Linked DNA regions of Homo sapiens: region 2 is linked to region 1. Evidence: read pairs that join two places in POLR2A ChIA-PET (ENCODE). Cell type or tissue: MCF 10A. All regions are shown on one strand.

What was found. ChIA-PET counts read pairs that join two places held together with the same protein. Peaks named below come from ENCODE experiments on the same cell type or tissue, not always from the same donor. Only the 100,000 strongest peaks of a DNase experiment are listed, where the experiment ranks them.
Region 2: POLR2A ChIA-PET joins it to region 1 with 5 read pairs; 2 of 35 experiments call an interaction of 5 or more read pairs at or near these places.

Annotation. Positions count from the first base shown.
Region 1 is chr1:232,890,272-232,892,771 of GRCh38, reverse strand. The region is part of intron 4 of LOC101927711 (a long non-coding RNA gene); the gene reads right to left. Among named protein-coding and RNA genes, the nearest start is that of NTPCR, 59 kb to the left of the region's middle. In MCF 10A, no CTCF peak of the experiment used is centred here; DNase peaks (open chromatin) are centred at 911 and 1,441.
Region 2 is chr1:232,965,949-232,968,448 of GRCh38, reverse strand. The region is part of intron 3 of NTPCR (nucleoside-triphosphatase, cancer-related); the gene reads right to left. Among named protein-coding and RNA genes, the nearest start is that of NTPCR, 17 kb to the right of the region's middle. In MCF 10A, no CTCF peak of the experiment used is centred here; no DNase peak of the experiment used is centred here.

The sequences.
Region 1 (2,500 bases):
AGCTTGCAGAGGCTGCTCACATTCCTTGGCTCATGGCCCCTTCTCACATTGGTAAAGCCAGCAATGCCAGGTTGGGTACTCTCATCACATCACTCCAACTTTACTCCCATCATCACAGATCCCTCTGACCCTCCTCTTTTGCCTCCTTCTTCCATTTATATGAACTCTTGTGACTACATTGGGCCCACTCAGATAGTACAGAATAATCCCCCCATCTCAGGGTCATCAGATCCATAATTTTAGCTACATCTGCAGCCTTCATTCTCCTTTGCCATATCACCTAACAGATTCACTGATTCCAGGATGGGACATCTTTGGGGACCAGTATACTGTCTATCACTCTGAACAAACCATGCCCTTGTTCTGAGAACCACTTCTTCCTCATGTGCACTGAAGCCTGGAATTTTAATGTTGGAGAGCTATTCCTTTTTGTTAAAGTACTCTGAGGGAGATACGACTGAGCCTTTGAGACCCTTCAATTATTTAGCTCCTGTAATTCCGACTTTCATATTCTAAGGTAAATGAAAGAGAATTACAACCTGTACAAGTAAGTATAGATGAACTCGTATCTTCCTCCAAGATTCATAACCCTTCAGCCCCGGGACTTGTAGAGCTTATTTTTGTTTGTTGAGACTGTTGCAAGCTATTTACAAACTATGAGTCTTCAGCTCTCTTGAGCTAATATTAGGATTCAGGTCACATAACTGTCCACAGAAAGACACAAATTGAACCATGTTGCTTCTATTGAAATCCTAAGAATTCTAACTGCATTTTTTTAAAAAACTTTCTTTTACTATTTTTTTCTTAATTTCATGATAGGTATTAACTGCATCTTAAAACCTATAGTGTTTGCAAGTGAGACTGTTATTGTGAAAGAAGCATGCACTTTTGGGGCTAATAGATCTAAGTTGAAATCCCATCTCTATGATTCATTATTTGTGCAATCTTTTTCCAGTTATTTCAGCCTTCTCAACCTCAGTTTCTTCATCTGTAACATGTGTTTTTTACATACATTGTAGGGTGGTTCTGAGGACTATAGATAATATTTTAAAAACACTTCTAGTAGTTCATGTTTAGTAAGTAGTCGTGATTATTTATCCTCCAAGTATATATGCGCACTCAACAGAGTAGGCCCATCTTCCAAGCTGGCCTCTGTGAGGAATACAAAAGGTACAGAAGACACCTGCCATGTGAGGCAGTTGGGGCACTGTGATAAGAATTATCAATTAAAGCAAAAAAAAAAAAAAAGGGAGGCATATGATCTTGATCAGTTTTTTTTTTTTCTGGGCTTTAATGTCCTAATCTAAAAAATAACAACTAGATTAGATAAACCACAATGTTTCCTCCAGCAACGACTTTCCGTTGTGCTAAGAAGCACCCTCACTGTTGGTACGTATGACTAATCCATGAAATAAATAGGAATTTAACCAACTGAAAATGCTAGCTATGTAGGAAACCTCAGAGGCACAAGCCAAGAATGAAAAGTTGATCTGTCTAGTGCTAACCTCATAGCTGGAGCTGAGGACCTTGCAAATGACTTAACTGTCATTCAACCACATCACTTTTAGTGCCTCCTTTGGACTTGCACTGTATCCTGGGGCCAAAAGGCACTGTGAACTGGAACAAAATGGTAGGCAGCTGATTTAAGGAGAAATTGCACACAAAACACATAGGAGGCCGTCGCTTCAGCCACAAAAGTGCACCAAAGGGAAGCATTTAATACTGCCAACTGAGTGTGGAGCTAAATTATAGCCACTGGAATGCCATCGGTGCTGAGTTAGTCATCCAACACTAATGAAAATCTTCCATTTGTTCACAATATTTTCTGATATCTTTCGCTTTTTGTCCTTCTCTTTAGGAAATAATAGGACATTTTCAACTTGAGTGCTGTTGTATTTGAGGTTTTCTTTTAATGTACAATTTTCTACCAGATCACAGCAAGAGTAAATTATATGTCAACCAATGATTTCATAACAAAGGTAATTTCCATTTGATGAAAGGAACAAAAGGTGGCAATGTAGTCAAGAACATCCTTTTATGCAAAGTGACGGGCTCAAGTACAAAGCTTAGGAGGATCAAGCCCAGAAACAGCTACAAGAGACAGGCTGTGAATTTGAGGCTGCCTATAGTGACAGCTCCCTGAGAGGATGAGAAGGGCCAGGAAGAGGAACCTGGGGAGGCTGACCGACATTTCTTTGTGTAAGTACTAATGGGAAAGCTAGCAAACTCAAACTCCATGGAAAATAAGAGTCCATGCCTGATATACACAAATACAGAAGAGGTTGTCATACATGTGGAATTTCAACAGTTTGAGAATGCAGAGCGCTTAGTTGATAGAGATGCACAATAAACGTTAGCTGGCAAATAGTCCCTGTTTATTGAGTCAACCCAGTTGTGTTTTCTCTCAGTGTCCCATTGGGAGGCCCTGGAATCAGAAATTACCTGCCCAGCTGGGCGTGGTGGCTCACGCCTGTAATCCCAACACTTTGGGAGGCTGAGG
Region 2 (2,500 bases), 76 kb before region 1:
GGAATAGACAAGATAAGATAGTGGGTGTCTAAACCCCAGTTGTGATTGCACGGAAGCAGTACAGCAGTGTTTTTCAGACTTTTAAGTAAACAGTACTCTATTTTCCTACTGCATATTGTACACTTATGAAATATTTTTCCATTCATTTTATTAGCTAAAAGATCAATAAGGAGTCCACTGTAATCACCCAAGAGAGGTCTGAACAATCTCCGCACTTCTGTGTTTCTGACATGCTTCATTTTTGCCTCTCTATTAAGTTTATCTGTACACACGCCTGGTCTCCCCACTTAGGGCAGGTACATGGTTGTCCTCGTCCGCATCCTTCCTGGGGAACTCACCGATGTCCCAGAGCTGAGAAGTGGGGAGCTGAAGGAGCAATGTCACCCTCCACTGGTGGGGTCGGGGAGAAGGGCAGAGCATCTATGAAGTAAGTCACTACTTATTCCAAGTTTTTCCTCCAAAACGAAAGCCATATTTGGGAGAAATAAAACAGCTATCAACCACCTGTCTATGATAATAAAAACAGACAACTGTACAAGAAGGTTTCTGTCTTCCTGGGGGCATGCCACTCCAACTGACCCGACTGTTCCCAAGTGCTGTGGACATTTTGCTGCCCCCAGAGACGAAGAGTAATTGTGGATGCCATTCCTCTGGAGGCTGTCATCTAAAAGCCAAAATAAAACTTATTCTGGCACCTCAAAATGAGTTTTGGAAGGTGCCAAATCAGACAAGAAGTGATATGAAAGAATGTGTGTACACATGCACATGTATTTATTTGACTATATACATGAGGGTAGTAAAATGCACGTGGCCATGTGTAAATACACACGTACAGGTAGAAAGTGTGTGGCTCTTCAACAACCAGCCTTCCTGCAATCCTCTAGAACATTCACCAGTGAAAGCTCATCAACATTTATTTAAGTTTCAGCACAAAAGAATTTGGACACACATGTATACATTACTTTCTACCAATTGGAAATCCTCATTTTAAAACCTTAGCTTACATAAAATCCTCAATCTGTCCAGAATTGGGGAATTTTATAATCCAAGAACTTCAGGAATCTCAAAAATAAATCTGTGATTTTTAATTAAAAATGCAAGTTATTCATATTCAGTTGAGAGAAAGATGTCAGCTGCTGAGCCACTCTGAAGCATGTAGACACTCAGCCTGCTTTTCTAAATAGTACAAGATCATACACTCAAGGTCTTAAAAAAAGAACCACTATAACGTGTAACATGGTTTTATTTCTATATAAATTCAAGCAACTTTAGAGGGAAACAAAGAAATAAGTAAGTAAACAAACATTCACCCCCTTTACATTGTTCTAAATTGATAGAGACACAGACTTAGAACAATAGGGGCCCAGGTTTGAAGATGGTCAGGAACCCCTCCCCAACCCCCAGTGTGAGGAGAGTCCTAATGAGCTCCCAGAGAAACTCCACCTACAGCTGCTGGAGTAAGGAGTGTGTAAAAACTGTAGGTGGCTCTCAGCCACGTGGTCAGAATCACGATGTACACACCATCTGGGGTGTACACACCAACTGGGGAGCACCCTTTCCTCCCCTCACAGCCTCTCCTCAGAGAACAACCCAGGCAGCATTGCTTCCTAGTGCCACACCTCAGTCCTATGTAACACACTAGCCTTCCTGGCCACACCCCTCACAGGCTTCCACTTCAGCTGATTATAAATGTTCAGCCATGAAGCGCACTTTTAGTTTCCCTGTTCCGGGAGAGAAGATATTTCCTTAGATAGAGTCCTAAAATTGACCAGCCAGGGATAAGAGAAGCTACGAATAATTTTATAACTTTGGTTACACTCACCTAGTTTGCTTTCCAGAAAGATTAGAACAACAAATATCTTCGTACCAGTTATATCAGAGACCTGAAAATAGTGTGATTTTTTTGGGTCCTTTATTTTTATATGTACTTTTAAAAATACAAAGAACATATAAATATAAAATAATTTCATTTAACCAAAATATCAAACTGAGAGCAAGCTAATCCAAGTGGTCTTTGCCTTATTCTGAATTATTTGCATAATAAATGTTTCCAGTGGTATTAATGTTAATTTTAGGAGGACTGTTTGGATTGTTTTATTTTAATATCAGACACACAGACTAGCTCCTGAGCTTACCCACCTGGGACAGCAAGTATGGAAAGTCATGAAAGTGAATAAGGAGTGTCTCTCAGAAGTTAGGCAGCAAAACTGCAGCCCTTCGCCAAACAGCAGCAAGTTCTAGGGAAGCAGAAAGGCAAATGGTGCTAACAGCAGCCATCTCTGAGCCAGCCCACAATTCCTCACCCACTGAAGTTATTAGCTAAAAATGCAGGGCTCCGGTCATATTTTATGTGTGTTTATTCCAAGCCTTCAAGTCTCATAATCCCTTTGCTGTCTGGTGGCATATGGACTGTGAGTCTCCAGGGCATAGCCAGGACAAGGTGTCTAGACTGCCCGATGGCGCCTGGTAACCCGGCCCTTCCCCAGTCAAGAATACTCCG